Linked DNA regions of Homo sapiens: region 2 is linked to region 1. Evidence: chromatin loops called from intact Hi-C (ENCODE). Cell type or tissue: ovary. All regions are shown on one strand. Links, peaks and the distances in the headings refer to the core of each region. The heading gives the core; the rest is flanking DNA.

The links. Peaks named below come from ENCODE experiments on the same cell type or tissue, not always from the same donor. Only the 100,000 strongest peaks of a DNase experiment are listed, where the experiment ranks them.
Region 2: it touches region 1 in a loop (8-fold over the local background); 23 of 110 quality-filtered maps call a loop at or near these places.

What each region holds. Positions count from the first base shown.
Region 1 is chr9:36,855,290-36,871,751 of GRCh38, forward strand. All of the region lies in intron 8 of PAX5 (paired box 5), which reads right to left. MIR4540 (microRNA 4540) reads right to left here and starts at 9,019; the gene lies at 8,965-9,019. RefSeq lists enhancers at 9,498-9,607, 12,651-13,342. In ovary, for the core only: no CTCF peak of the experiment used is centred there; a DNase peak (open chromatin) is centred at 7,063.
Region 2 is chr9:37,253,566-37,270,027 of GRCh38, forward strand. All of the region lies in intron 2 of ZCCHC7 (zinc finger CCHC-type containing 7), which reads left to right. Among named protein-coding and RNA genes, the nearest start is that of LINC01627, 130 kb to the right of the region's middle. In ovary, for the core only: no CTCF peak of the experiment used is centred there; no DNase peak of the experiment used is centred there.

The DNA of each region.
Region 1 (16,462 bases), core at 5,107-10,106:
TCTATCTAGATCTGTTGTACTTGCCTCCAAGGCTGACCTTTCTTTCTGTAACCTGCCTGGCCCCTGCAGGCATTTCCATTTGAGATCCCTGGCTATGCCATGGCACATTTTGAACAACACTGGTCCAAGTTTAATCCATTCTGCTGCTGTGGTCCTATTCCAAAATTCTGTCCTGTCCTGCCCTCATCTAAGCAAACAATGGGCATGTACAAATGACCCCCCTGAAGCCTCACTAGGGTGCAAGATAACACCTGATTTGTGTGCATGCGTGAGGTGGGGAGGGGGGTACTGCAGTGCCCTGTGCTGGGAGTGCCCACAGGTAGCACTTTGTGAAGATCAACACCCCAGACGCCGCCTGGTGGCGGTCAAGGCCCTTCAGGGGCTGGTTCCCATGGAGCTTCTCAGCCACACCTCCCACTGCCCACATCCTCCACTCCACCCCTACCCGCCACAAGCCATATTCCAGGCCAACCACACCACCAGTTGTTCTGCACACCTACTCCACGGGGCCGTTTCCATCTCTCATGCTGTTTCCTTCATCCCAAACACCACCTTCCTTCCCTTCCTCATGTCCAATTCTCCTATTTGTCAAGACCCAGCTCAAATACCACCTCCTCCAGGAAGGCTTTCTGGATTAATCATCCCAGCTGAGAGCAGTCCCCCACTGGTCCCTGAGTCCCCAGCCCTGGGTCTATCACTGCCCATGTCCCAGGGCACACAGATTCAGGGCTGTCTGTGACCCTGTCTTGTTTCCCCTGCTGTTGGGTCTGGCTTCTCCTCAATGGCAGGAACCAAGGCTGACCATCTGTGACTGACAGGTCCCTGCAGCCCCACCCCCAGCACAGGGCTTGCCCACAATACCAATGCAGACTGAGTGAGCACTAAGTGTGCCCAGCAGATGTTCCTTGAGCCAGCCCCTTTCAGAGTCAGAACAGAAAAGGTCGTGAAATCCATGCTGGAAAGAATTAGTGAAACACCAGTCCCGATCTTTGCTAGAAACATGGAGACAGCAAGGCAGAGAAAGGGAATAAAACACACAAAGAGAAGTGGGCTGTGTTTACTGCAGAAACCACCGTGCAGGTCCCATGAGTGAAAAGGGACACTGGTGCTCTCCTGAGCGGCTTAGCTCCCACCTGCAGGCCTCAGTAGGCCTCCCCTGCCACATAATGACAGCACTCAGTTCGGCTCACTTCAAAAGAGTGCAAAAGTACAAGCTAAAATAAAGAGACACAAATTTTCGTCTTTCTTTTTTCCTCTTTTTTTTTTTAGGCGGAGTCTCGCCCTGTCGCCCAGGCTGGAGTGCAGTGGTGCAATCTCGGCTCACTGCAAGCTCTGCCTCCCAGGTTCACGCCATTCTCCTGCCTCAGCCTCCTCAGCAGCTGGGACTACGGGTTCACGCCTCCACACCTGGCTAATTTTTTGTATTTTTAGCAGAGATGGGGTTTCACCATGTTAGCCAGGATGGTCTTGATCTCCTGACCTTGAAAATACACAAATTTTCTAAAGGGAGAAGCAAAAAAAGAGCAGTACCAGACTGAAGCCGGATTACAAAGATAGGAAGGCTCTAGGTTTTGTCCTTAGCACCTTTTCTCTGCATCCATTTGGCCACTGGCAGATGCTTGGCCTGGAAACCCGAAGAGTCTCTTTGAACGTCTAGAATGTTGCCAGAAGCCCCCATCCCAGGGCCTAACCCACTTGGCCCCAGGTTCTGCAGAGTTGAGTAGGAATAACATTGAACTACATTCCCAGGAAAATCCAACTCATGTATTCATGATAAGTGTCAAATAAACTCACTAGGTTCTCGTGTGTCTAGCCTCAACTGGGTTTGTTCAGGCAGTCATACACACTTCCCATGGGTCTACCTGGAGCAACTTCAGAGTTGGAATGAATGATTTAAAAGGTAGGGCATGGTAGAAAGTAACATCTCTCCCCAAGTTTCTAAAGTTCTTCACTGTCCTCCTATACTAAATTTGGGGAAAACTTATCTTAAGCTTTGACTTGGGGACTATGTTTCACTTTTAGACTCCTATACTGGTGATGCTGTGTATTTTGGTAACTCCATTTAATTCAGCATCCACTGTGGTCCTACTCCATTCAGAGCTCAGAGCTAGGCCCCCAGTAAGGCATACTCAGTGAAATGCGCCTAGGCTTCAATCCTCAGGGAACTGCCTGCATTAAAGGGGATTCTTAGACCCAAAACTAGACATTCGGGTGCCAGCAAAAGGCAAGATGGATTCAGAAGCAGAGTAGAAATGGAACTTCATACTAGCTAGGGTATCCAGGAAAGCTTCCTGTAAGAAGTGGCTGCAATGTGGGCTTGAGGACATTCAAATGTTGTCATTTAGTGGGTACCGAAATCTGTCCCATCACCTGCCAGCCCAGGCTGCATTGTTGAGTCAAAGTGTACTGCCTCTGTCCCCAGGGAAGGGAGTCCTCACTTTCTTTCAAGAAAGAGGCCAGTAAGCAGGACGCACACGGTGCTGACATGGAATGGGCCACAAAGACACGACTGTCCTTGCTTTCAACTCCCCAACAAGGCAGCTGAGAATGTAGGATACTGGCCGATAAACCCAAGGCTCCTGACAGCTCTGAACCACGTCATGGTTTTTGTAAATAATTGTAGAAAGGGGAGCGCTGATTTTCTGCACAGGCATTGAGGGCAGGAGTGGCTGCCACTCCATGTTGGTAACTGGGAGGTGGTGGAAAGCCCCTGGGTGTGCAGCCAGTCAGTCCTGGCCAAAGCCCAGCAGCCACTTAGCTGGGCAGCCTCGAAGAAGTCTCCTGAATCTCTGAGTCTGAGTTCCTAATTTGCAGTATGGTAATTACAACACTCAGAGGACTAAATATTGATGCATTTCAAAGTCCTTTGTGAATTGAAAAGTATTATACAAATGTGAGGAGCTATTTGATACTTAGCTCAATCCTTGGCACACAGCACATGCTTTGTGTGTCTATTGCAAAAACAGATACATTGGGACTTTTTTTTGAGCAAAATTATATTTCAGGATGTTTTTCTCATATTTCAACAAATGCCTAAAATTCTTGATTGTAAGGAAAGCCTCAAACTAGGAGTCCAAGTCCCTGATCTTCCGTCTCTACCCATCCCTTCCAGGTTCACTTAGCCTCAGTTTCCCCAAATGGACAATGGCAGGGTGGGAAACAGACAAGATTGGTTTCCAGTCTTTCTGCCACTAAGGAATAGTTTTCCTCCCCCCAGTTTCTGCCCAAATGACTCTTTGCTTGTTAAAATTATGAATCCAATCCCATACCTTTTAAAAATGTTCTATGAGGCTTTTTCTGTGTTTGGGCAAATAGATAATTTCCACAAGACTGACTGGAAAGCTAAAACCAGCCCCCAGCCTCTATTACTGGCTCCCAGCCTCCAAAAATGGCCCAGCCCCCTCCAGCTTGGAGACCCTCAAACCTCCTGGCACATTCCCAAGGCCTTCAGGAACTCCTTCGCTCAGCCCAAAGCTGACTTACTTTCCTGCGGCCCAGACCTTGGCCTGTCCCTCAGAGCAGCCAGGGGTCCTCCTTGGAAGAAATCACCTCCCCTGGCTCTGCTGGGCTCAGCGCTGAGGCCTGAATGTCCCGCCGCTGACTAATGAGACGGAGGGTGAAGGTGTCATACCTTGCTGGGAAGTCGCAGTGCTAGTCCCGACCTGCGCTGCCTGCCATCAAATTTTAATGCTTCTGCTGACATATTTATGGAATGCCTCACCAAGTGTCTGCGAGGAGACCAGACAAGATTTACCTCCACAATTACTACCAGGACGCTCGGGGTTCACTGTGTGCTGAGAACTCAGCAGCACAGAGGCCCCGATTTCCCCTGCACCCCGAGGAGCGCGCTCAATTCTGCACACCCTTCCTGCCCCCGGCAAGCCAGGCCTGGGGCTGGAAGAGGCGGAGATGAATCAGACACGGTCCCTGCCCACGGAGAGCCCACAGTCTGCGGGAGGGGCAGGCGCGCACATAAATTACTTGCAACCCTGGGAGGCTGGGGCCAGTGTGTTTGTACAGGTATGAAAGCCGGGCCGGGCTGAAGTAGGGAAGGGAGAGTTATTTCTCCTAACAGAGTCAGGGTCAAGGAAGAAGCCAAAGACCCAGGCTGGACCACCCAGCTGCTTCGGCTCTCCTGGTCACTCCTCTGGCTGAAAAAGCTCCCAGGGCCTCTCCCTCCCTCCCCCTGCCAGCCTCAGGGTCTCAGTGGCCCCTCTCCTTCAGCGTCTGCACCCGACATTCATTCCTTTGGGGTTCTCTCTCCCAAGGCTGACTGAGAGTGGGATGTGCCCCCTCCTCCCTCCCCGGCTCCTCACCCTTCCTCACTGTGTCCGCAAATTCCTGTAAGTTTTACTGCTCTCCTACAGCAAAGCTGCCCTGAGGGGAGGTGGAGGCGGGCAGGAATAATGCAGTGACCCAGGCCAGTGGCTGTCAAGCCTTGCTGCACATTAAGAATCATCTGGGGCTGGGTGTAGTGGTTCACACCTGTAATCCCAGCACTTTGGGAGGCCGAGGTAGGTGGATCACGAGGTCAGGAGATCGAGACCATCCTGGCTAACACGGTGAAACCCCACCTCTACTAAAAATACAAAAAAATTAGCCAGGCATGGTGGTGGGCACCTGTAGTCCCAGCTACTCAGGAGGCTGAGGCAGGAGAATGGTGTGAACCCGGGAGGTGGAGCTTGCAGTTAGCTGAGATCACGCCACTGCACTCAAGCCTGGGTGACAGAGTGAGGCTCTGTCTCAAAAAAAAAAAAATCATCTGGGGGCCGGGCATAGTGGCTCACACCTGTAATTCCAGCATTCTGGGAGGCTGAGGCGGGTAGATCACGAGGTCAGGAGTTCGAGACCAGCCTGACCAACATGGTGAAATCCTATCTCTACTAAAAATAGAAAAATTAGCCGGGCGTGGTGGCACATGCCTGTAATCCCAGCTACTCAGGAGGCTGAGGGAGGAGAATCACTTGAACCCAGGAGGCAGAAGTTGCAGTGAGCCAAGATTGCACCACTGCACTCCAGCCTGGGTGACAGAGCAAGACTGTCTCAAAAAAGAAAAAAAAATCATCTGGGAAGCTTTAAAAATCCAGATGACCAGGCCATATCTCATACTAGTTCACAGGGAGCTCGGAGTAAGCGGGGGGAGGCAGATGGTAATATTTGTCGAAACTTCCAAGGTGACGCCAATGTACAGCAAGTTTGAGAGACAGGGGGCAGGGACTCGGTACTCAGTGTGCAGCATGTTAGAGGACAAGCCTCCTGCACCCACCCTCAACTCTATGAAGCAGAATCTGCTCTCTGAGATGATCCCTGATGATTTGGGTGCAATAAAGCTTGAGAAGCACTGATCCTTGTTAAAGAGTTTCGCTAGCGTCCTCAGAGGCATGCTGGTGTCCAGTTCCCACGGCCTCTGAAATGGGGCCCCTAAGGAGACTGGCTTCTAAGCAGGCAGCCACCATAAGCTAACCACTGAGAAGGGCTGGCTTCTATGGGAGACTCCAGGCAGGCCACAAGGCAGCCGCCACCATGACTCAGTGAGCTTGACAGGGCCATTCCATGGAGGGAGCTGAATTAGGATGACCCTCACAGCTCCCAAGGCTGGACCAGAAGGCAGGAGCCCCATGCAGTCCTGTGCTGATGAAGACCCATTTTTTTCTAGGAGATTTACACTTTCATATGTATCCCCTGTGACCAGCCCACACACCTGGCTGAGAGATGGCTCTGCAGGGAGGGAGTCAGCAGGAGGGGAGGGGAGGGAAGAGGAGGGGAGGAAAGATATCTTGGGAGGCCAAGGAAAGATAAGTGAAGAAACCACCTAAGAGGGCAAATGCAGGGCTCAGTGGGAGGGGCCCAGAGATGTCCTGAGGAGCCCTGGTGGCATCTGCCTTGACACCAGGTCCACTGCAGACAGTCGCAATTTCATCCATCCATTCATCTATCAGATATTGAGTGAGGGCCTACTAGGTACCAGGCCCACTGCAGACAGTCGCAATTTCATCCATCCATTCATCTATCAGATACTGATTGAGGGCCTACTAGGTACCAGGTCCTGAGGATATAGCCCTGAACAAAGCAGATAACAGTCCCTGCCCTCATGGAGCTTATATTCCAGTGGTACAAACAAAACAGTAAACCAGACAAGTAAAAACAAAGCGTCCGGCATGCTAGATAATGATGGGTGCTAAAGAGAAAACATGAAGCAGGAGACAGAATAAGAAATATTGGGAGGAGGTGGAATTTTAGATGGAGTGACCGGGGATGACTCCACTGAAAAGGTGACTTTTGAAGAAAGAATGAAGGTAGCAAGAGTTTGCCATATGAATATCTGTGGGAAGGGCCCTCTAAGCAGAAGGAACAGCAAGTGCAAAGGCCCTGGGGCAGGAGTGTGGGAGGTGTGTGGCTAGGACAGCCAGGAGGCCTATGTGGCTGGAGAGAAGCCAGGGTGGGGAGAGGGGAGAGAAGGCCAGGGAGGGAAGTGGGGAGTGGGAGATAGGTCAGGACTTTGGCCTCTACTCTGAGTGTGCACAGGAGGGACGTGTCCTGACTCCAATTTTCACAGGCTCACTGCAGCCACGTTGTTGTGAATAGACTAAAGGGTCATGACTGGCAATGGGGAGACCAGGAAAGAGGCTGTTGCAAGGATTTACTGTAAGACTGACCTTCCCACTGAGTGGACACCTCTGGCCCTTTCTATCCTAATGCCACAAGACTGGGAAGGGCCAGGCCATGTGGCTATGCAAGCAGAGGGTCAGCTGGCCAAAGCCAAGGGCACTCACGGAGCGGGGCCAGGTGTGTGGAGGCAGCTGGTAGAGGGAAAGCATGCTGAATTCTAGTCCTGGCTCTGCATGATCTTGGGCCTCTCTACCTCTCGCTAAGCCTGTCACAAAAGCCATAAAAATGGGTCCCTACGGGGTTGTGGTGAGGATTCTAAGAGAAGATGGGTGTGGAAGCTCTGGGTAAACTGAGGAGGGGTGTGGGTGCGGAGTCCTGTCTGGCCACACACCAGGAATGCAGGAGGACGATGCATCCCGATTCTCCACAAGGGGGAGCCTGGTCAATTCTCCCGCCCGCAGCAATGAACTTCGCAGGCAGCAGTCCGGCCTTCCTATTTCAGAAGTCCCCAGCACCGCGTTCTGGGGTGGGAATAGATGCGCCCCTGAGAGGTCCTCATGCTGCTTCAGATCCTGTGGTTGGCAGATCATGTTCTCTCCAAAAGATGTTCCACACAGCCCAACAGCAGCGATTTGAGAGGCTGGCACGTGGATCCATCATGCTATGACCCCCAATAAACAAACCAAAAAGAAGATGGAAAGGAAAAGCAACATAGGAAAGAGAAGCCACCCCTGGCTGGGGGCGTTTGGTCTGAAGCAGGTAGGTGGGCGGCTTTGGGTTCAGCCCTGCCCAGGTTTGCGTGCCTGTTTCCCGTCTTGGCCCACAGGTTCTTTAAGGTGGCTCCTTACATGTTCACTGGGCATCTGCCCTGTGCCAGTCTGTATGCTGGGAGCAGGTGGTCCTCCAATGCGGCAGAAACTCAGGCTCATGAGCTCCCACCTACTCTCAGGGTCTCTTTCGCCTCTCCATTTATCTGAAGGTTAAAAAGGCCCAATAAGATGCCCTTAAAACAGACCAAGGGGGCAGGCAGGGCAGGCACGCAGGGAAGGGCAGGTTGTTCATTGCACCAGAGTCACCGGCTGACTGGACAAGTGGGGACTGAGGTCCAGCCTGCTCTACAGCCACCAAACCCTAAGTCCTGGCGTGGGGCTTCATCTGCTCAAGAGAAGGAAGGAACAAGGTGCTGAGAAACAGCCTGGGGACAGCCCAGGGGAAACTTTAAGACAAACCCTATTGCATGATCTCTCCCTCCTGCGGTAGCTGCTTCACACTGCTGTCACAGATCAGGAGAAAAACGTAAGGATAAGTCCAATGGATCTTCAAAGACAGACCCGCCTGGGTTCTTTTTTTCAATCTGTATTTATTTTATTCTTTTATTTTTTAGAAACAGGGTCTCACTCTGTCGCCCAGGCTGGAGTGCAGTGGCACCAGCATAGCTCACTGCAGCCTCAAACTCCTGGTCTCACACGAGCCTCCCGCCTCGGCCTCCCCGAGTGCTGGGATTACAGGTGTGAGCCACTGTGCCTGGCCTCAACTTACATTTATTTAGTGTCAGTGATGTGCCGGGTACTATGAGGGGCACAAATCATCTGTCAGGTGATGTCATCATGCCTTTCACCAATGCAGAAGCCGAGGCCCAGCACAGTTCAGGAACATGCTCTAGGGCACATTGCCAGGCAGAGGCAGGCTCCAGCTCTCAGGCCCCTGTGTTTTCTCTTGTTAAAAGGGCTCTAGAACCAGTGAGCCTACTAGGCTCTATCTTGGTACTATCACTTGGGCAAGTTACTCTGTGCAAGCCGATGCCTCCACTTCCTACTCTGTGAAATGGGATAACATCAACAGCAGCCTAATGGGAGCATTGCAAAAAACACGCAGGTCGGGGAATGAAAGGCAATTAGTGCAGGACTGGCATATAGAAGTGCACAGTAGGGGCCGGGCGCAGTGGCTCACGCCTCCAATCCCAGTACTTTGGGAGGCTAAGGTGGGCGGATCAGGAGGTCAGGAGCTCAAGACCAGCCTGGCCAACATGGTGAAACCCCGTCTCTACTAAAAATACAAAAATTAGCTGGGCATGGTGGCATGTGCCTGTAGTCCCAGCTACTCGGGAGGCTGAGGTAGAAGAATTGCTTGAACCCACGAGGCAGAGGTTGCAGTGAGCCGAGATTGCACCGCTACATTCCAGCCTGGGCATCAGAGCGAGACTCTGTCTCCCCCCGCCCCCCCAATAAAAGTGCTTAGTAGGTGTCAGCTACTGCTACAAAGCAAGCCCTTTTCCTCACAGGAGCCCTGGGAAAAAGACCATAAAAGTGCAGGCTGAGGTACAGAGACAGAAAGGTGACTTCCCTCTAAGGCTGGTAAACCTACAGGCAGGACTAAGGCCAAAGGTGCCAAGTCCTGGTCCATGCAGCTTCTCAGCCTCCCTAATTCTCCACTAGAGCCTGAGGAGTTCCAGGAGTGGACCTGGACAGAGACGGTCCAGGTATGGGGGAGGGCGAGGAGCAATGTGTTAAGTCAGGACTGGAAGACAACGAGTGGGGAGCAGGGCAGGACTTGAACTTGATCCTTGTGGATGTGCAGGTGGGAAAAGGTTGTCCAGAGTCCTCATGGGGCCACTGTCAGAACCCACCAGCTGTGAGGGTCCCCGTGCCCCAGCCGGACCCTGAGTCAGGGGACCCCAACTCCACCCTCACCTGCCCCCATCGGCCCAGGCCAGCTAAGGCTGGTGGGCCTGAGCGTGGGCCAGCCTCCCCCCTCAGCCCACCGGCCTGCCTGCCTCCTCCGGCCTGGCCAGCATGGTGGCAGGCCCTGCCTGCTCCCCTGGGAGCCTGCCGCCAGGGCTGATGGCGCTGACGGAGGGAGGGAGGCCGCCAAGCTGTCAGTCTAGAGGTGCCCCTCGGAGCCCCTCCTGGCTGGAGTGAGGAGGGTGGGCCGGCGCCGGAGCCGGGCTGTCAGGGCCTTCACAGAGACGAGGCCAGAGAGGCGCTGCCTGACAGCTCGCCCACCGAATTAGGACCATTTGCATGCTAATTTCCAGCACTCTAACGGGCTGGCAGGCGGGCTGGGGTGTGGAGAGTGTGCAGAGAGAGGCACCGCGGCCTTCCCGCCCGCGAAGGAACAATGCTTGACTGATCTAGCTGCGTTAACGAGCAAATTATGGTAATTTTGTTATTACAAATGCATAGAAATTTCCAAAGCAGGCAGCCATTCAGGGCAGCTCCCTGCTCCTCCCCACTCCTAAATACAGAGCCCCCTATTTGGAAACACAGGCCAGGCACCCACTTCAGAGACCAAGATTTCCAGGTGCTTCCCTCAGTTCTCCCAGGGAGGCCCAGGGTGAGCCCGGCCAGAGCATCCATCGAGTCAGCAACCCTCAGCTTCTGAGCTCCCCACACCTTGCCCTCTTGTCCCCCAGTAGTCTCTGCCTAGCCCCTGGGCCTAGCAATCCTGCAGAACCTCCACATGCAAGCTGGTTTCTTTCCATCTGAGCAGGTAGCATGGGCGATTCTCCTAGGTCTTGAGAAATTCATTCAGTCATTTCTGTGCCCATTCTTTGAACTAGGCCCAGCACCCAGGAGGGACTCAGGGATTGTCTGATGAATGAATAAGTGAGTCAAGGAAGAAGGGAGGAAGGGAAGAGAGGAGGGAAGGCAGCGGGAGAGGCTGGGGAGAGAGGGAGAGAAGGAAGAAATGGAGGAAGACCAGAACATATTCCGCAAATGAAGATAATCAGGAGACCCCACACGGCCAGCTCACTGGTGGTATAATTAATCCAAGACTTCACTAGCGGAGTTTATTTGCCAACTAGTAACCCCTCCCAGTATTTATAATTGTCCACTGTCAAAATCACAATTTGCCCCAGTTTTTCTGGTAGTCTTCTTTTGATTAAAAGTATGTTTTTGGAAGCCTGCTCTGGTATGCATCCAGACAGGAGCTGTTTCCAAAAAAGTGAGCTCCCACCTCCTAGCAGTGAAGCGTGGGTCGCTCCAGAGCAGGGCTGGGCACAAAGGACGGCTCAGTGGTGCCACGCTGTGAAAAGCAAGTCTGCCCATCCTCGGGCAGGTGGGGTGGATCTGCATCCACTCCTGCCCCACCGGGAACCACTGGCAGTCCTCCTGTTTTATGACAGGGATTTCAGGTTGGGGCTGATGTTATTGAAAGGTCAGGAAGGTGCCTCAAATCCATTTTGGAAGTCAGTGGGGAATAAATCATCAATTATGGAGGAAACCAGCGGCTAGGAAGGTCTGCTCCTGGTGGCTGAAGAAGCGCGGGCGGGCCGGGCCTCACCAGGGAGCGTTCGAGGCAGAGGCCTAAATAGAAGCCAAGACTTCAGAACCTCAGTTGGGGTCGTGGTCAGATTTTTCTATCTGTCTGACTTTCTAACTGGGTCACAGCTTCCAGAGGGAAACTGAACCCAGGAACAGAAAACAATCATTTCTTTGTGTCTGGCTACCTGACTCTGGGTAGGGGAGCTGTGCCCCGGCGTACCTGCAGGTCTCAGACCAACCTCGGCCAGACCTGGGGAGCCCACCGTTGCCTGGATCCACTGAGGCACAGAAGCCTGAGACTTAAGAGAAGATGTTTTTGTAGCTGGCCAGGTCCCAGGGCCTGGGAGAGGATCTGCATTCAGGAAGAGCACAACAAAAGTTGGGGTGAAGGTGGGGGTCTCGATTTGTGTTGCTGTAGAAGCCAGGGCATCCAGGAACCGTCCTTTTTATACCAGTTCTGCACAAGGACAGGAGACAAAATAGCTTCTTTTTTATTGCTTCGGTGAGGAACTGAGGGGGGTGGGGACAATAGGGCAGAAAGAGGGCCACCTGGCTCCCCCTCTGACTTGCCATATGACTTTGAACAAGTCCTTTCCTCATCCTCATCTGCACAGCCCTGGGTTGATTTCTAAGGTTGAGTCCAGCCCTGTCCATCAGTGATGGACGGAAAAGCAGCTACAGAACACACAACGGCCTCTCCGTTGAACACACAACACGCTCCACACAGGCACAGCCCAATCTACACAGGGCTAACAGCCTTCAAAGCTTCTCCTGCAGAGCAGATTTCTCCAAAGCCAAAGGCAAGGCCCTCGGCTAGGGCCTCTGTTGAATCAATGTCTTTGCCGCTGCCCCCAGTGGCCAGCTCTACAGCCTACAAAATGTCCTGGATGGGGTGGTGGGGGGGGGGCCTTGGTTGGTCTCCTGCTTCCCAAGGCTAGATTCCAATTTCTTTGCATTTGTTTTTCCAAATGTGTCTGGCTCGTTCCTGGGGAGTTCTTCTCTACCCAGGAACCCCACACCCGCAGTGCCCATGGAAAAGCTATTCATTCACAAAGGTCCAGTGCAAAGTTGTAGGGGCTATGGGAAACTGCTTCAACCCAAGACTCTTCGGTATACACCTGGTGTCCCCGCTTAGACCTGCTCGTGCCACACCCTTCTTTTGCATCACACAATGAAAGCAATTTCTGGGCTGTAACACAGTGTTTCTAAGAGTCACACTCCAAATTGGCAAAATCCTTCCCTTGTCATCTAGACTGAACCACTTGCTAGCAAACCATTTAAGCCTCAGTTTTCACCTCTGTAAAAGGGGCTACCGTGAGGCTCCACTGCAATTATACATGAAAGGGGCACATGAATAGCAAAGCTCCGTCCAGGTGGGGGTTCGTCTTCTTAGCAGCATTGTGAACAAGACCCCACGATGGCCACAGCGGTCAGAAACCCTGCCCTGGCAGGACAATGCCCAAGGCATTTTTGGCCTGGGATTGCTCTTCAGGCGAAGGGTATGGTAACACAGTTGTCATTTCACATTTTTCCTTCCTCCCTCTTTTATCTCTCTTTCTCTTTTCCACTCCTTCTCTCTTCCTTTCTTTCTTTCTTTCAGCCCTGGATTTAAGTCTCCCTGTTTCGGGCCCTTTATTTGTGCCCGTTGCACATAGACTCCTTATAAAGAAAATTCATTTGTTCAGGGTCACCGCATGGTTTTTCATTAAAAACAAATTACCCGCATTCAGGGAGGACATCTGGGCTTCGCGGGTCCCATTAATGACTATATTTCCAGCCTCCCAGCCTGGTTGGGCTCCCCTTGCCTGTCACCCCGCGTTCCCGGCCCCGGGAGGACAATGAGAGTGACAGTCAAGTGAAAGGGAAAACATGAGGGATGAGGGCGAGAGGCAAGTCCCCCGAGAGGGGAAGGAGGGAAAAGTGAAAAAAATAAATAACTCAAACAGAGGGTAACAAGGGCCATTGTCTCAGCGTCTTCCTGCTAGAAGCCAGAGCAAATATTGGAAGAAGGACTGGGGGCGTGCCAGTAGCACTCAAGCCCTGTTTAATTACACAGTCCGACCCTAACTTGCCCTGGACTCTGGACCGGGCAAGATGGGGAGGGGCATGTGCTGTATTCAGATAAATCCCACCCACAGCTACTGAGCACCTACTGCAGGCAGCACCTACTGCAGGCAGGGCCAGGATCTGAGAGGAATTCCGGGCAGCCCTGACCTCAGACGCAGCCAGGAGACGGGCGCACGGGGTCTCTATGGCAGACCATGGGCAGTGCCCGGGGGGTGCACACAGTGGGGAGATGAGGGACTGCGGTGGGGGGCTTCCTGTAAGAGAGAGCCTTAAATTTGGGTCTAGGAACATGTGTCAAACACAGACAGGTGAGGATGGGGAGGGAGAAAGGAATATACCAGAATTCCAAGTGTGAGCTCCGTAGCATCCCAGCAGGAAGAGCTCTTCCTGGGCCATAAAAGAACTCGAGTTAGGAAGGCCACCTATGTCCCTGAGGGAGCACCTTCCCTGGCCCCAGAGCCCATAGATAGTCTCAATTTCCTCTCAGTCTCCATGGACACCGGAGGCTCAGAGACCCTAAGTTCCAGGCGCCAAGCCCAGCTGCTCCCTGACTGGCTATCCCCCTGGCAATGCAACACCACCTCCCGAACCCAGTCAGCCTGCCTCCGAGATGGATATGCTCACTCCAACCTCACAACATGCTTTCAAATGGCAACTGGGGCTAACAGCTGTGTGTCCCTTGATAACTCTAAAGCACCATGCAGGTTGGGGGTGGGGAAGCATGGGGCTTGTTGGTAGAATGAGCTTACGGGCATGGGTGGTTTGGCCCCATTTGAGAACACTCTCCTTTTGGAAGGCAGAAGCCAAGCTCCACTGGCTCTCACTGCCCTGAGGGCTTCGGACACTGCCAGAAGTTCTCTGGATAGCAGTATCCCAGGTGGAGTGACCCTCAGGGTTGGAGGCAGCGGTTGGTCCAGATGAAGACTGACAGCTGTCAGGGTCTTGGAGACAGGGGCTGCAGATCCCAGCAAGCCGAAGGGAGTCAAACTCTGACAGCCCCAGTAGATTAAAGCTGGGTTTCGGAAAGACTGCAGTAAGTACAGGAGCAAAGCACATCTCAGAACCTTTGTCTTCATTGTTCCTGCTCTGCCTGAAACACTCATCTTCTCCCTCCTCACTCCACCTCCCACTGGCTAACATATGTTTCTCTCTCAACAATAAACCTGAAAATTGTCTCTTCCTAGATTCCTCCCCTGCCCTAAGGGCAGCACCAGGGATGTCTTGGAAAGCTTTAGCTGTGCCCCTATTCTTTGATGTGTTTTCTCAATCTTAGCAAAACTCTCTGCAAAAGCACCCTCAGACATGCCTCCCACCCAGCCCTACTGTACAGAGATTCCAAGCCCCTCTGTGTCTGACATCCCCAGTCTAGGCTCCATCCCCCTTCTCTGTGTTCCCAGAGTCCCTGGGCTTGCCTGTTACCACAACTGGCCCCCATAGCCCCTCACAGATTTGCCTGACAAGGGTCATGAGTTTTGATCTTGTATCCTTAGGCTACTACCTGGCACATGTAGATGCTCAATAAATGTTGGAAGGGAGAAGGAAAGGAAGGAAGCGATAGTGGATGGATGGGTGGATAAATAGATGGATGGATGGATGAATAGATGGATGGATGGATAAATGGATGGATGGATGGATGGATGGATAAATGGATGGATGGATGGATAAATGGATGGATGGATGGATGGATGGATGGATGGATGGATGGATAAATGGATGGATGGATGGATGGATAAATGGATGGATGGATGGATAAATGGATGGATGGATGGATGGATAAATGGATGGATGGATGGATGGATGGATAAATGGATGGATGGATGGATGGATAAATGGATGGATGGATGGATGGATGGATAAATGGATGGATGGATGGATGGATGGATAAATGGATGGATGGATGGATGGATGGATGGATGGATGGATGGATAAATGGATGGATGGATGGATGGCCACTGCAACCTGATCAGCTCAAGGCCCCACAATTATTTATTATGTTCAATACATTTCAACAGGCTCTCTCCCAAGCCCCTTCTTCTAGGACACGGAGGCCCCTTTCCATTCTACCCCACAGCACATCATGCATTAAATGCCCTATAATAATGATACTTTTCACTCTAAAAACACAAAAAGCTTATTTTTATAATTTTACTTTTGAAATTATTTGGCCACAAGTAATCTAATTGATGATTAGCTATGAATACTCTGCAACTGAGGCACAAACTTAGAAATTCTTTTAAAGGAACAAAATCTAATCTAAAAATGGTTTTTAAATGTAATGAAATTTTTGTAAGCCCTAAATTTAATAGTTAATGAAGTTAACAACAATGTTACAATTTGTAAACATTTACTATGACATTTATTAATGTCAGTTTTCTAGTTTCCTATTTTAATTTTAGAGGTAAAAGGAGCTTTGTTTGGGCCTCAGATTGTTGTAGATTCCTAAAAAGCTCCTGGGACTTTAGCCCAGGGCCTCTCCAGGGCCCTGCACTTTCATTTAGGATCCTGTGGGAAGTCTTGGCTGGGACACCAACCTCATCTTCCAGGAGCTCAAGTCTGGTGGAGGTAGAGACGCACTCGTAAATAATGTGATAAAAAGTAAAAGAAAAGGGAAGGAGTGCATTGGGCCCCAAGCCCCTCAGATTGCTGCTGCCCAGTAGAAGAAGGGGCTGGTCTGAGCCCTGGACACTCCTGCATAGGGTGCCCTCAGGGCAGGGGCTGCCTGGCCCAGGCTCCTCCTAGGACTTCAGCCTCTCCTTCCCATCCTACCTCCAGGTAAGCCAGGCCCAGAGTACTTTCTCCCTGTTTGCCCCCAACCAAGACTCAACCACAAAACAGAGGGAATTGCCACCTGCCCTCTTGACAGGCCTTTTGGCAAGCAGTGCTACTGGGAGGTGCCTGTAGCAGCGTGGCTTAAACCCCAGGCCTGGCGTCAGGCTGCTCTGCCACCTGCTGTGTGGCAGGGGCTGAGGATGGCTTCTGCTGCCACTCCGTGGGCCCTGTGCATACCCGGGCTGCAGTCCTCGTCCAGTCCTCGGCGTTTATCTCCTGGATTCATGCCCACTCTGTCTCTGGTCAGAATCTGACTTGGTCATCAGGAATTAGGATAAGAAGGCCTAAGGTTCAGCAAGGCCACTGTCCTCAGGACACCCTCACTTTGGGCTGTGTACGTCCAGGCTCCTCTCTGCACTAATGGGGGACCCCTAACCTCTCAGGGCTGGGAGAACCTTTAAGCCCTCCAGGCCCACCTTGACCCTGCATCAGCCACCCAACGCTTAGCCCTTCCGCAAATGCTTCAGTTTCTTCTAAAGCAAATTCTGATAGCATTCCCCTTCATCTCCTAAAAAGCCATCACAGCCCAGTCGTTTTGTTTGTTGTTTGTTTTTAAGAAACACCATTAGTAGAAGGACATCAGGAAGAAATTGTAAGTCAGGATCCCAAACACATGTTCTCACATACTCATGACCAGGTTGGTGCAGTTGGATCTGGGGCCTGCCAACCACCATCAGAAGGAGCTGGAAACT
Region 2 (16,462 bases), core at 6,046-11,045, 400 kb after region 1:
GTATTTTCATTTAAATTGACCACGTGACACACACAGTGGGACCAGGGAGATTCACATAAAAAAAAATTTACATTAAACTTCAGCAGAGACTTCCTATCACTTTGGTCTTTGATTCATTACAGGTAACATGAATATGAGAGGGAATGGTACATATTTAGTAGTTATCACATGTCATCACAACATAGATTAAAAAACAAAACCGTTTTTATGATTCACAAGTATAGATATGAATGTTACCTCCTTGATACAGTTTAAAGTTGACTCTTTAAAGATAGTCCTTTTATACAATTAAACCATCCTATCAACATATATTTTAAGTATATAAATTATTATATATGCACTTATAATTTTATACTGGAAATTAGGAGCTAGTAAACTAATTTCAGTTTTGCCAGTTGTTTAAATTTTTCTTTAACGTGAACCAAAACCTTTTTCGATTCCATTATTATGTTAGTAATAGTAATATATGAGTGTTACCAGAACATTAATGATTGGAATATTTAGCAAAACCCATTAATGATGGTGTGAGTTAAGGACTATCCCTATATTTCAGGTATATGGCAGTTATGGTGAGAACGTACAACCAGAATAATCACAATTTATTTGTTACAGTGAATTCCATTTTACGAAGAACTGGCAGGTTTTTTAATCTGAACAATATTCATACCAACTAACATACTTAAGAGGTACTCAGATGCTTGCTGAATAAATGTAGTTTAAGATAATACTTTTGAAAGTTGGCTGACATAAGAAAAATGGTAATCTTTAATGGGAAATTGCAGCCTTTGGTGTTTATTTACAAAGAGTTGGGAACTTTTTAAATGCTGTTAACCCTTTATATTGGTTTGAATCTCATCTGGGATAATTGAGAAGGCTCATTGTCATTTTGAGGATCCCAGACTCCCACAAAAAAAAAGATGAGAGTGGGGTGTTGACTAGAGAGCTCCAAGTGATAAAATCTAGGAAAGAACACTAAAAAAAGGCGTCAGAAGGTTTGGGTTTAAGCCCGCTAATATGTGTTTATTACTTACCTATAAAAAGATTACTTATCTATAAAAAGGTGATCTCTACCTACTTTAAGAATTACTACATTCATGAAATTAGAGTAAGTATGTGAAAGTACATACGAGTTGAGTATTCCTTATCCAAAATGCTTGGGACCAGAAATGTTTTAGATTTTGGATTTTTTCAAATTTTGAGATATTTGTGTTATATACTTAAAGTGGAGCATAACATTTCCTTTGAGTGCCATGTTAATGCTCAAAAAGTTTCTTTTTTTTTTTTTTTTGGATTTTTGAATTAGGGATACTCAACCTGTTCTTGGAAATCTGTAACATATGGTATGCATGTAAATTGATGGTTCAAATAATCACTAATACTACTCACATTGCTGCCACTGCTGATGCCTTATAACTAGTATCAGAAGAGCCTCTTGGGATGTTTATACTGTAGTCTACCCTTATCTTTAGGGAATACATTCCAGCATTCCCAGTGGATGTCTAAAACTGCAGATAGTACTGAACCCTGTATGCATTGTTTTTTCCTATACATACATACATCCCTATGATAAAGTTTAAATTATAAATTAGGCACAATAAGAGAACAACAAGATAGAACAATTATAACAGTATAGCATAATGTCAGTTAATGTGAATGTGGCACTGTACTCACCCTTCTTGTGTTGATGTGAAATTATGAGATGAAGTAAGGTGAATAATGTAGGCATTGTAAGCATTGTGATGTAGTATTAGGCTACTACTGACCTTGAACACAAGCATTGTGATACCTTAACAGTTAATCTGATAACCCAGATGGCTACTAGGTGACTTACAGGTAGATAAGGTATATAGCATGGATACACTGGACAAAGGCATGATTCACATCCTCATGGGGACAGTGCAAGATTTCATCATGCTACTCAGAATGGCGTGCAGTTTAAAACTTAAGAATTGTTTATTTCTGGAATTTTCATATAATATTTTTGGACTACAGCTGACTACGGGTAACTGAAACTGTGGAACATGAACCCACCGATAATGGAAGGCTACTGTATTTTAATATTTGCCAACACTGAGCATTTGAAATGAGCTACTTTGGCAGGAAAGATTATAAATAATTGAGTAGATATCAATGGATGAGCATCATAGTGCTCTATCAGCCCTTTGGGAGACCATGAGTAACCTATCATTTGGTTTTAGCTCTTTGTCTTGATTCACTTTATCAAAATGGGACTATAGATGACTTGTGGTAGGTTCTAGAGTGCAAGAAATGAGAAAATAAGTGAATGAGCTTTGCCCAGCCACAGATTCTTAACAGTGCTGAGGGAATTGTCCTGAGGTCTTTGCAAAATCCTAAATTAATGATTATCACTATAACAGATTTTTCTTTACTTCTTTCCATGTAACATGTATTTTCTTCCAACAGATATTTTTAATTGACTTCTTCAGATCAACATTAGTAGGTGACGTTTTAATAAGCATTCTACATTGTTTCCAGCATTTACCTGATGAAATTAGGATAAAATGCCATTTCTGACTGGTTACTAGCTTCCAAACAGCAGCCTTGTAGAACCTGCCATTCAGATTCATGAGTCAGCAGAATTTATAAATTATGATAGGTCATGGATCTTTGTTTTTTTCCCCAGATTGTCAAAAACACATGCCAAGTGTTGTGCAGCTTTATGTACTCTTTCTTTATATACTAGCCAACAGCCTACAATGGTAGTTCTCATCGTGTGGTCTGTGTACCTCTGGGAGTCCCTGGTTCCTTTCAGTGTCCCTTTCTTCAAGGTCAAATCTGTGTTGCTAGTAATACTAAGAAGTTATTTACCTTTTTCAATGTGTTGACATTTCCACTGATGATAAGGAGTAAGGAGTAAAAGTTCTGGCTCCTTAGAATGAATGAAGGCAATTACATGAAACCTTACTAATAATATTCTATATGTTATTTCTACATGCCTGTAGTTTTTTTAAAAAGCTAGTTAGTTTCACTTAGGAATGTTCTTGAAGCAATAAAAATAATTTTATTAAGCCTCAATACTCTAGTACATGTCTTTGAATATTCTGTATGATGAAACGGGAAGTACTGTACACACAAAATAAAACTCGGTGAACCAGTATTTTCCACATGACCCATTCATTATGTTACAAAATTATGCATGAGTGAAAATTTCATTTACTGTCCAAGAGAGACCAATTTTAGATTTTACATTGTAACTAACTTTTAGGAAACTATCACCTGTTAATTTTGGCCTAGTGTAAAAGAACAGTTTCCATAGGTATGGTAAAAAGCAATTGAATTACTGTTTTCTTTTTCAACTGCATAACTGTGTAATGCCAGATAATCTTCATACCATAGGGGAAAAATACTTTTTTTCAACCCTCATAGATTCTTCATTGGATATGGATACCTATAACAAAAGACAGAAGTTTATTGACATGTATATTTTATATATACATGGGAGACACCCATGGAATTAGTAGTTTTCAAGGTGGCTTTGAATAGAGCATTTTCAACAAAGAACAGTAAGTTTTTAGAGAATACAAGACTGAGGAAAAGGACTTTGAATCTGTAGCCGTAGTAAATTTTGGAAGGGCAAATCAATATGGCGGGTAGAGGCTAGTTGGTGAAGCTTATTAACACAGATTCTTTTCCAGGCTAAAGTTGTCTTCAGTGGTTAACCTTTGTTTCTCCTAGTAGAGAGGTGGGCAGGATACCTTTTGTCTTTGCAAATCTATGTCTTGATTTAGGCAAGTGGAAGGCAGAGAGGTTTCTTGCATCTGCTCCTTCAAAACTACCTTCAGTAGAACAATCCTTCCTATTTTGGGGTAGCATATTCTGGTTTCCCAGAACATACTTCAGTCAAAACAACATATCACAGCAGATTAAATACAGAGCCAGATATGACAACTCAACTATTTTCTAGTAAGCCAGATATGGAAAGACATTTGAAAATACAAAACAATGCCACTCTTCTCATTTCGGAAAATAGATTTTTCATAGAAGTTTCACTTTTATTTATTTTTTATTTTTAAATTAGTGGAGAACTATTTAATTTTTTTTTTTTTAGTTTTAATGTCTAGTATGGGAGATACTAATAGTAACAGACCAAATAAACAAAGGCTCTTTGAGGCTCTCAATTTTTAAGAATATAAAGGGATCCTGAGACTTAAAAATTTGAAAACTGCTAAGCTCTCTCTCACTGTGTGACTCGCCTGCTCGCCCTTTGCCTTCTGCCATGATTCTAAGTTTCCTGAGCCCTCACTAGAAGCTAAGCAGATGCTGGTGCCATGCTTCTTTTGTATATAGCCTGCTGAAGAGTGAACCAAATAAACCCTCTTTTCTTTATAAATTTCACAGCCTCAGGTATTTATAGCAACACAGAGATTAAAATCTTATTAGGGCAAGGGGTATAGCTGGTCCTAAAATTGTAAGATTAGGAACTATACTTTGTATTCTAGTTCATAAGTATAAAAGCCCTGGATGAGAAATTGATCTGAGGAAAGCTTTATTGCAAATTAAAGGACTCAGGAGAATAGATATCGCTGGGCAATGGAGGATATCTCATCATACCCCCCTTGAGCAGTTTGCTTTTATCATGACTTTGAGCACTATCCTTTATGTCTCTGTTCCTCAATTTCTCCAGTTATAAAATAGGACCATTTTTACATCAGCGCCTCCTCTCCCTGTCTTACAGGGGTTTGACAAGGATCAAATGAGTTGCTTTAAAGAGAACATGTGAGATAAGATATCTCCTCACAGTAGGTTTCCAGGATCCTGTCCAGGATGATCACAGTCAGCATGGGGTTAATACACAGATTCAAGAGGCATATCAAAGGAGATCTGATAAGATTTAGTGACTGGATGAATACAGGGAATAAACAGAAATTAGTTAAAAATTATTCTAAGGAGCCAGATGCTGTGGCTCATGCCTGTAATCCTAGCTCTTTGGGAGGCTGAGGCGGGCAGATTACTTCAGCCTAGGAGATCGAGAGCAACCTGGGCAACATGGTGGGACCCAGCTCTACAAAAAATACAAAAATTGGCGTGGCACATGCCGGTAGTCCCAGCTAGCTCCTTGGGAGGCTGAGGTGGGAGGATCGCTTGAGCCTGTGAGGTTGAGGCTGCAGTGAGCCGTGATTGTTCGTGCCACTGCACTTTAGCCTGGGTGAGAGAGCGAGATCCTGTCTCTTAAAAAAAAAAAAAAAAAAAAAAAAAAAAGTTTGTTCTGAGGGCTTAATTGTCAATATTTTAGTAACAAATTGGAGGAATTGGAGAGAAAAGCAAAAAATAGATATTTAAAAACCCAGGCTTTTAAGATCAGGATTGTAGGATTGTAGCACAGAAGTTAAAGAAAAGTGGCCAGAAAAATAATTAAGGACAAAACAGGTAGGGCATGGATGGCTGTTTAAGGTTGGCTTTCAGGAAGCAGAGGAGTTTTGTAAGACAATAGGCAAGCATCGAAAAGAAACTTGGATTATTATAACATGTAGCAGAAAAAATGAAAAACAAAACAAAAAAAACTTGGGTTAGCGTCTAATGGTCGGGGCTGGTTATACAATTTGTGGGATACAGTGTGAATGAAAATGAAATGCAGGCCTTTGTTCAAAAAGCAAGGGGAAAAGTACAGTTAAGAGTGCTAATGTTTAAAGCTTTTTTCCTTTGGGAAGAAAAACATGGTAGAGTTAATAGCAATAAATAAGTAAACACAAATTCAAAATTATGTTTGTGGGTATCATGCTTTTATAAAAGATAGTAAATAAATAATACCTTATCACTGTGAAATCTTGATTAATCATGACTTTCTGGCTCTTTTTTCTGCAAATTCATTTTAGTCATCAAAATTTATACTTTTATAAAGTTTCATTTTTAATTTATATAATTGGAAGTAATGTCAATTATGTTTGGCAAATGCAAGATTACAAATATTTTTTGATAATTTTTGATTTTGAGGACAGGCCTTGTACTGATGCCACTGTTAAGAACATTTTATAGGCTGTGACAACATTAGGATAAATTTCTGATAAATTATTTCAAAATCTAAATTTAGAACATCTAGAGCTAATTTTTAGAACAATTTTTCTAAAAGCTTTAACTCTACAAATCAGTTCTGTGTATAGATTTAATTCTAAGTGTAGATTTATACAGGGGTATTTAAATATTCTTTCTGCTATTTCTTGTAACTTGGAAGTTGTACAACTTCCAAGAAACCAAATGACTTCATGACTTGTATATAATTCAGAATGTCTGTTTGTGCATCCTACCTCATATCTTCAGGTATGAAGATATGGAAACATTAAATTTAAAATAATCCTTCTCATTAACAGTTGGTTCTTCATTAAAACAGTTGGTTCTCATACAAAAATATTGTTCTTTTCAACCAAATGTGACAATCTTTATATTCAATTTCTCTTTCTAAAGCTATTGCTATTTGGTTTGCAATGTTGCAGTGGTTTATAAAACTGGAGATTATAAATGCCTTGATGAATTCTGATATATTTTTGGTGCCATGACTTGGATACTTTGCAATAATATGCTGACAAAGGTTTTACTCTCTGAGCACCAACACTTCCTGTCCTGGTCCTTAGGCTGGAGAGTTAATATTTGCGCATATACTGTTAGGATAGGTTCCAGGAAGAGGAGTACTTTGGCTTTCCACTGTATATCCCCAGTGCTGAGCCGCTCTTTCATGGGGCTGCTGCCATCATTGCCATTGCCAATCTGGGCTCAGTCCTGGCCACTGCCTTGAGTGCCCTGTGTTGTCCACGTCTGTCCCAGGTATTCACATTTGGGCCCAGGCAGCCAGTCCAGCTGCTTAGTGCATATGCTGACACTTGACATATTTCCTCTGTTCTGTGCTCCATTGTCCCACTGGTCTTCATCTACAAAGTACAAGTTCAAAGTCATTAACAAGTTCAAGATGGCGACAAAGGACCGTTCAACTAAATAGAGGCCCCTTTTGAGAGCAAGCCCATGTGTGACTGCACAAGTTACATACCTGGTAAGCTTACTCTGCCCATTTATATTGCCGAAGTACTAAGACTACTAAACTGCCTTTAAATTGCTCTGTTCAGGACTTCCCTAAGATGAACTATTTGACCTTAATGGGACCTATATAGTTGTTAGGGGCAGAGACATGGTAGTTTTCATGCAGGTATTCAGTGAGTTTGTTTTAAAACATGCTACCTTCTTAGTAAGACTTGATACTCCTCTAGGAGCCTTATGGAAGCTGAACTCCCTGGCAGCCAGGACTGTAGCTATTGAATCTGACTGGGGTTCTAAGAGGAAGGCTTTTGAAATGGAGTTCAGACAAACTGCTCTATCAAAATACTCTTGTTGATTTAGTTTGCTGTGTTTTATTCTATATCTTTCTTTTAATTACCACTTGGATTTTTATTATTTCTGATCTTTTTTTGTTTGTTCGTTTGTTTTTTGGTTGAAGGAAAGGGATCATAGATTATTATTTAGCTCTCACCACTGGCTGCTTGATATGGATGGCCTACTGTTTATCAATGCCGATAACCAGAGTTTTGGTGGTTGTTGATACCATATATGTCCCCCTTAATCTTGTAATCTTGTACCTATGTGAGAGACATTTTTAAAGAAGAAAATCAAGAAAAATGTCTCATAGCCTCATTTGTCATTTTTTTCTTCTTTAAGACGTCAACAGATTTTTTTTAGAGGAAGTTTCTCTAACTAAATGTCTTTTGTCCTCTGTAAAATGGACAAGAGTTGAAACAAGCAATGTATATGAAAGGTAAAGACGTCAAAGTCAACACACAGACCCCAGATTGCACTCAGCCACTTCTTTGCTTCCCACAGCATTTCTATGCTGTAAAATGCTGTCTTCAATGAACTAGAATTGGAGTTACTGTTTGATCCTCCTCTTATCCTCTTAACCTTGGCCAAAGATATTTACATTATCACTTCCTAACTGATGTGCCACATCTATTGCAAAAATAAGTTGTGGTGAGCAAGATACTGATTCCTTGTGTTCTCAGGGTGGCCTGGCAGGAGCTTCTGGGTCAGTTGTCTGAAGGTGCCCTGCTCCATTTGCCCTAATGTGCTCTATAAACACCTTTCCTTGAACACTGTGACATGAAAAAGGCTTGGAAGTACTACTTTAAACTTCAAATGAAAAACTCACAAGGAAGTGAAATTCCGTAATTAAGCAATTACCTTTTAACCATTTATGTAATCAGTATTGCTTTTGTTCTTTTTCAGTTTTTTTCTCCTAATTTTAGTCAAGGTAAACATCTAAGCAGCAAGTAATATACTGATGAAAATAAATTTTGAGATTTGTAATCTAGTAATTTGTCTTCTGAGTCTTGTGTTAATAGGAACCAGAGGTCTTAGTAAATGAGAACTATGATTCTGGGTGCTTAAATTGTTTTATCCGCACACTCATTGCGTGAAAGATTTCAGCCTATAAGGAAGAAATTATGTCAGTCTAGAGTCTCCTCATTGTAGAAAAGTTCCCATTTTTATACTTTTGATGATAACAAAGCAGCTCCATTGGATTGTGGTTGACAATAGCAATCTGTATGTTTTTGCTAGCAACATACAGATCATAAGTAGAACATATTTCAGAGTTACACATGATCCAAGAGAAAGTGTGCCGAATTTTGAACTTGGTTGGTAGAAAAAGGTGATTTTTTTTTTTTTGGTAAAGAGATTTTTTTAGATAAACTCTAAGAAAGTAGTTATTTACAGAAAGTACACTGAAGTATAAAAAGATAGTAAACATAGTCATAATGACTATAGTTGCTAGCTATATATTCAGTTTATCTGAGGGGGCAGGAACTTTAGCATCATCTTGTTTTATGAACTCTAATTTACTTATCAATAATTTTTCTTACTAGTTACTTGTTGCAATAACTTATACTATTATACTTCATGTGTGGTTTTGATTTCTTAATGGCAGTATCTTCTTTATTAGTTGACTATGGGAAATATACAAGTATAGTGTCCCCTTGTTTGCAAAGAAAGGGATTCGCGTCTTCACAGTTTACTCACAGCTGCAGTGGTGAGCTGCCCTCTCCTGGTCATCTATGCCTTCCAGAACTCCCGGTGGATACCAGGGAAAATCATACATTTTGCCAAATAAATGGATGTTTTAATCATCTTTGATCTTAACATTATTTTGTGACACTGTAGTATAAAGCTCTGCTGTAGCTCCTTACTTTTCATGTCTTAAAAGACATTGTTGACAGAAAAGATGGGTCATCTTTTTTCTCCCACGTTCTTGTAGGCATTCTATCCACCTGAGATTTTTGCCCCATTACTTCAGTCTTAATGGACAAATTTTGTGCCACCCTTGTTTACTAAATTCTTGAGATTTACTTAGAAGATGTTTCTTAGTTTGTCTATCCACTTTGGGAAAAAGAGATTTTCAGAACTGTCTTAAATAAGTGGATTACCCAAGATGTTCTTTTCATAGAAGATTTTTTGTTACATATTTTCTTAAAAATGAGCATCAGATTTTCTCTACTGTTAATAATTCATGTTGTACATGAGTTTACTGGTGATTCTTCTTAAAACCAGTGCTTATGTTTTTATTTTTTTAATTCTCTATTCTTCAATTCCTATTTCTTATAAGCCCATCCTTATTTTAGACTCTAGACTTGGGGACCTATGGGATTCGCATCAGTTATGGTGCTTAACAAAACTTTAATACCAGAATTTTAGAATCTTACTTTCTTGTTGAAAGTAGCAGTTTATCCCAGCCTTTTCCTATTATATACCTTATATTTTGTATATACTCTTACATTTTCTATATACCCTTATATTTTGTATTTTTAAAATGGAAGGAATGAAAAAAAAACCTGTGGTTTTTATCGTATTTCCCATTTATATTTGTACCTTGCTACTAGTTGCTATTTCTATTAAGATTCCTAGAAAACTTTTTATGACATGTTGTTTCTAAAGTTCATATATATTGTAGTAACTCAGTATAACTCATTATTTACTAAGGAAGCATACTAATATTGCATATCCTCTTTAAAATCCTACAGTTAAGAACAAAAGACTAGAAGACATCAGGCCTTTTCATTTATTAGTCATTTTACCTTTTAGACAATTTTATGTAATTATTTTTCACGTGGCAAATTTCATTGTACACTACACACATACGTTTGCAGAAGGGGTGCAAAGTTTTGGATACATGGAAATTTCTTCTTGAGTTAGCTAGAATTTCTTTTCCTTTTTCAAGTTAAGACAGAAAACCCAGCCAATCAATTCAGTTTTGATAGATTTTAAAACCCTAATCAATACTTTAAAATTACTTATGAAGCAAATTATTAAGAGTAACTTCTAAACGTAGAAAACATGAAAATCACATCCAAATTGTAGAAAGAAGTTATTTACAACAAGGTCAGGGCGTGTGCCACTTCTTCCTCCAGCCAAGACCTTTCCTGAACTTGGTGATCATGGATAAACGAGTGCCCAAGAGTCTTTAATTTGATATATGCATTACATTTCTAAGATCTTAAACTAATACTATCTCTTTGCTTGTCTTTGGTGTTGAGATTGTTTAAACCTTTCAAGACCTGATTTTGAATCCTTGCTGTCATTTACTAGTTGTGTGACAGACTTGCCCACTTCTCCTTTATAATGTGGAGGTAATATTCCTACAATGGATGCTTGTGAAAATTAAACATTAATAAGAATATTAAAATGCATTTTGTAAGCCAATAAATGGCATACAAATGTAAATAGTACTTATAAAATAAAATGCGTTTAATTTTTTAAAAATATATGACATTCCCAAAACGGAAAAAGGTATTACAGTGTCTGTTAAACCAGACTTAATGGAATACTTGATTTTTCTTCTCATAATCAACCAATTACATTAATGTATCAAACCTGTGTACTGATGAAGATATTTTAAATAGTCTTTTTTTTTGTGGAGGGCAGAGAATTGTGTAACTTTTATGTATCCCACTGCCTTTTTTATTGTGTATTGTGAACACACCACAGCAGAATTTAAATAGTTAAATATTTGTTGCCTCATTAAATTGTGGCTTCCTAACTTAACTTCAGATTGCAGAGGACTAGAAAAGTAGGCATTTAATATATTATTTTATTTTACGAGTTTTCTTGATACATAATTGGTTTTGGATATATTTCCTCCTAAGTACAGAGCTAGCACCATAAATTACAAGCAGTAACCAGATCTTTTTATATGCCTCACTTTATATTGCTTAGGCAACCTTCTGTATGCTGTTTTCTCTAGTCCTCTCCATAGCAGTTAAACCTGAACTCTCATCAGAGAAGTAAAAATTTCCTGTAAAATGAGTTGTTAAAAGCTATATGTTTGAAGTGTAAGAGCAGGCCCTTCTAATGTTTAGGAGTTAGCTTGTGAAAAAACAAGCTTTTATCTATGTGTTCTTGCATTTCAGTCTGTATTTCTGAATTTATGTATGTGTGTGGCAGTGTAGGGTAGATGATAAATTTTGTAGCCTAGGAAACCTGTATCCCATCAGGAGAGAAAACAGATGTTCTTCCTCCTGGTTAAGAACTACATCTATCCATTTAGCAATTATGAATCTCTTCCCTAGGTAATACTCTTTGAGAAAGGAATCTTTCAGCAGACAGGATCAAGAAGCACATGATTCATTTTTTACATTATGGGAATGAATCCTTTTACATTTGCCTTCTCCTTTTTCATGCTTTCAGTTTAAATAAAAGTAAGTAGACGTTCCAGTTTAAATCACGTTCCAGTTTAAATACCTTACAGGATGAAAGGTATTCTTTACTTCCTAGGATCCTAGGATTCCTAGTAAAGGGATTCTTTCTTACTTCCTAGGATCAGCGAATTGGAGACACTGTCAGAGATCACGAAAGAAAGTTCGTCATTCCTCCCATCCCCAATCCAGTTCAACCAACTTGTTTCTAGCCATGTTTTTATTTAATAGTTTCTGATTTTAGCTTGTTTTGATTGAAATTATATTATCCAAGTCTTGTTTATGTTTCTCTGAAAGTGGCCAAATACTGTTTGTTCTACTTAAGTAGTATTTGCATCTTTTTCTGTCCTCATGCTACCACTGTAGTTGAAACCCTTATCTCTTACCAAAACATAATCTGTCATCTCGTTGCTTCTCTAAATTTCTTCCATATTGCTGTTGGACTGATCTTCCTAAAATAGAGGTCTCATCATGGCTTTCTGTTTTCCAGCGACCATTTTCCTTTTTCAAAGGTATCCTATTGCCTTTAAAATTGAGGATAGTGTGTTTAGCCTAGAATTGACACCCCTCAGTGTTGGCCCTAGTCTGTTTTTTTCAGGCTGTATGCCATAGCACTCCTTCACATGAGCCAAACTGGATGGTTCAGGCTTTGATACTTCACTACCTCTTTTCTCATCCTCAAATCAGTCTCTGTCTTTGTGATACCCATCTTCTCTTCCTTCATCCCCTCCCCAAATCCCTGCATGTTGAATTCCTACTTCTTCCTCAAGATCTTAGCATAATGCCACTTCTACTTCTTCTTTAAGGTCAGACATAGAAAGAAAAGAGTAGGAACTGTATTTACTGTATCAATATGGTAAAAACAACACTTTAATTCCTTTTTTAAACTAAAATGATTTAACCTACTTCATTTATATAGTTCATCCAAAAAAACAGAATGACCTTCCCAAATGCAAATGCTTAATATGTAAAGTTTAGTTACCATATTAAAGAAGATTCTGCACACCATGCCACTTAGGTATCAAGAAATGATGGTATGGCCAAAATGGGCAAAGGAAGAATGAACTATTACAGACAAAACTATGAAACTCAGAGGAGCTCATAGTACAACTGTAAATTTATTTGTTTTTTTAAATTTAGGGATGTGTAAAGAGCTATAAAGTTCTTGACAGGATTTGATAAATCATCAGGGAAAGTAGTTAATGCTTTAGGGTAAAACATTTTAAAATACAGCTTTAAAAATATATAAAAATAGAGCTTTACACTCCTGTTATTAATTTTTAATTGTCTCTTTATGATGCTAAGCATGTTGGCACTAGACTCAGTTTTAAAAATGTCTACCAGCTTGGCATGGTGGCTCATGCTTGTAATCCCAGTACTTTGGGAGGCTGAGGTGGGAGGATCACCTGAGCCCAGGAGTTTGAGACCAGCCTAGGCAATATAGCAAGACTCCATCTCTACAAAAAACAGAAAAATTAACCAGGTATAGTGGTACACACCTGTAATCTTAGCTACTTGGGGGGCTAAGGTTGGAGGATAGCTTGAGCCGGGATGATCAAGGCTGTAGTGAGCAATGATTGCATCACTGCACTCCAGCCTGGGCAATGGAGCAAGACTCTGTCTCAAAAAACAAAGTCTAACAGTGATGTATATGTTATACCAGTGTTATTTGGAAGATAACTTGAGACTTTTCCCATGCATACTGAATTTTTGGGAAATAAATTTAAGTTTTTCTGTATAAATGGTCAAAAAAATGTTATATTGAGAGAGAGAGAGGTATACTATCCGGAATACAGTCTGTGGGATATGCCTGTACAATTAATTTATCCATTCAGGCCCAGTTTCAAAGGCTTTGGAAGATGGGTTGCAAAGTTTATTAATCCTCATCATTTCTTGGCTAAGATAATTAGTATAATATAAAAAGTCTTTGATTCTCTATTCTGATGACCTGTTTTGATCCTTAGAGACAGAACTAAGGATTAAGGTGAGATGAATCTTCTTAGTTTACTAGCCAAAACAGTATACTCAGCCCTAGAACAGAATTCTCTGTCGCTTGTATTTAGCATTCCCTCTTGCTGAAAGTGTTCTTCTCTTTTTATATTTATGATTTCTATTAATGAAATTGCATCTCTGTCTCCCATTTGGTGGTGGGGGGGAGACAGGGGAGAAGAACAGGGCCTTGCTCTGTCTCTTAGCCTGGAATGAAGTGGCATGATCACAGCTCACTTCAGCCTCGACCTCGACCTCCCAAGCTCAAGTGATCCTCCCACCTCAGCCTCCTGGGTAGCTGGGACTACCATGCACGGCTAATTTTTTCTTTTTTTTTTTTTTTTTTTTTGAGACAGAGTCTCGCTCTGTCACCCAGGCTGGAGTGCCGTGGCATGATCTCGGCTCACTGCAAGCTCCGCCTCCCAGCTTCACGCCAGTCTCCTGCCTCAGCCTCCCGAGTAGCTGGGACTACAGGTGCCTGCCACCACGCCTGGCTAATTTTTTGTATTTTTAGTAGAGATGGGGTTTCACCGTGTTAGCCAGGATGGTCTCGATCTCCTGACCTTGTGATCCACCCGCCTCGGCCTCCCAGAGTGCTGAGATTACAGGCGTGAGCCACCGCGCCCGGCCTAATTTTTTCATTTTTTATAGAGACAGGGTCGCACCATGTTGCCCAGCCTGGTCTTGAACTCCTGGGCTCGAGGGATCCTCTCACCTTGACCTGAGATTACAGGTGTGAGCCATTGGGCCCAGCCTGCATTTTCTTGAAGTTGAAGATTTCCTCTGTGATCACATCAACCCAAGATTCTCTTTCTCTAAGCCCTATTAGCATTTCTTATAATGCCATTCAAGTACCATCACTAACTTGATTGGAAGTTCCTCAGAGCAGGGACTGTGTTTCAGATTTTTTGTTCCCCACAGTGCTTAACACAGAGCCTAATACAAAACAAATTCTGTGTGAATTTTTTGTGAAAGCTCTTGGTATCTCTAATGTGCTCTCAAAACCAACTACTATTATAAGATAATTAGATTTTACTCACTACCAGATTTCTCTACCTGGCCAATAAGGTTTGCAGAAGTTCCAGACCTATCAGGTGTTTATTTGCAAAGAAACAAAGTAGTAAACTTCAAAAGTCATGAATGTACTCTTGAGCCCTGTCCTCACAGAAAAAAAAAAAAATAAGCAAAATTTCTATTTTTTTTTTTGAGACAGAGTCTCGCTCTGTTGCCCAGGCTGGAGTGCAGTGGCGCGATCTGGGCTCACTTCAAGCTCCACATCCCAAGTTCACACCATTCTCCTGCCTCAGCCTCCCAAGTAGCTGGGACTACAGGCGCCCGCCACCATGCCCAGCTAATTTTTTGTATTTTTAGTAGAGACGGGGTTTCACCGTGTTAGCCAGGATGGTCTCGATCTCCTGAACTTGTGATCCGCCCACCTCGGCCTCCCAAAGTGCTGGGATTACAGGCGTGAGCCACCGCGCCCGGCCGCAAAATTTCTACTCTTTCCGAGGGGCTAATGCTGTTCTCAGCTGTGAAACTTTATTGTTGTCAATTCTGGCATTTAATTCTGAATAGGGTGCCATCACCTTCACTACTCTATTCATGTGGTCTTTCAACAAATGTATTGAATACTACTGTATGCTATGTTAGGGATAAGAAGTGACCCAGACTGCTATAAGGGAAAGATAAAACAGTAGTATGAGAGTGTATAATATTCTAACGTAGTATGGAGGCCAAGGAAGGCTTTTATGGTGACGTTTAAGCTGAAATCCAAAAGAATTAACTAGTCGAAATGGTGAGGCAAAGAGTGTTTTGATCCAAGGAAATAACATGTGCACCCTATCTACTAGAAGGGATGAATTATTTGCTTGCTGTCCTGAAGGTAGGCCATTGTGGCTTGAAAGAGTGTGAGAGAGAGCATGTAGGGCAAGATGAGGCTGGAAGAGTAAGTAAAGATCAGAAATTTCAGGCATTGTAGGCCATGTTAAGGTTTTGAACGTTATTTTTAGAGCAGTTGCTAATGAAGTATATGAAGCAGGGGTTATAGGAGCAGATTTCCATTGTTAAAAGATAGCTATGCTTCAGAAAAGAGAATGGTGAGAGGGCCTGTAGTACCTGCAGAAATACCAGTTAAGAGGCTACTGGGAGGCTGAGGCAGGAGGATCACTTGAGCCCAGGAGTTTAGCCTGGGCAACGTAGTGAGATCTCATCTCTACTAAAAATTTTAAAAATTAACTGAGTGTTGCAGTGCGTGCCTATAGTCCCAGCTACCAGGGAGGCTGAGGCAGGAGGATCGCTTGAACTGGGGAGATCGAGACTGCAGTAAGCCATGATTGTACCACTGCATTCCAACCTGAGCAACAGAGTGAGACTCTGTCTCAAAAAAAAAAAAAAAAAAAAAAAAAAAACAAAAGAAGTTCTAGGCATGATATGATAATGTTGTTATCTTAGGTTAGTGAGGTGACAGTGAAGAAAGATTATAACTGAATTATAATTTTTTAAAGTAAAATCAACAGAACTTGGTATGGAACTATTTATGGGAGATGAGGAAGAGAAAAACAACTCCTAGATTTCTGATTGTGCCCTGCGTATGCTAAGGAAATACTCAGAAGGGACCAGTTTTAGGAAGTGCATTTGAGGCACCTAGGCCAGTTGAATTTGAGTGGTCAGGTCAAGAGTTTTATATCTGTGAATCACAAGCATAGATAGGCAGGCTAACTTAGGGTTTCAGTTATCTGAGGAAAATAGAGGGCTTTGTTGTTTTATTTGGTAGCCATTAGCTATGTGTG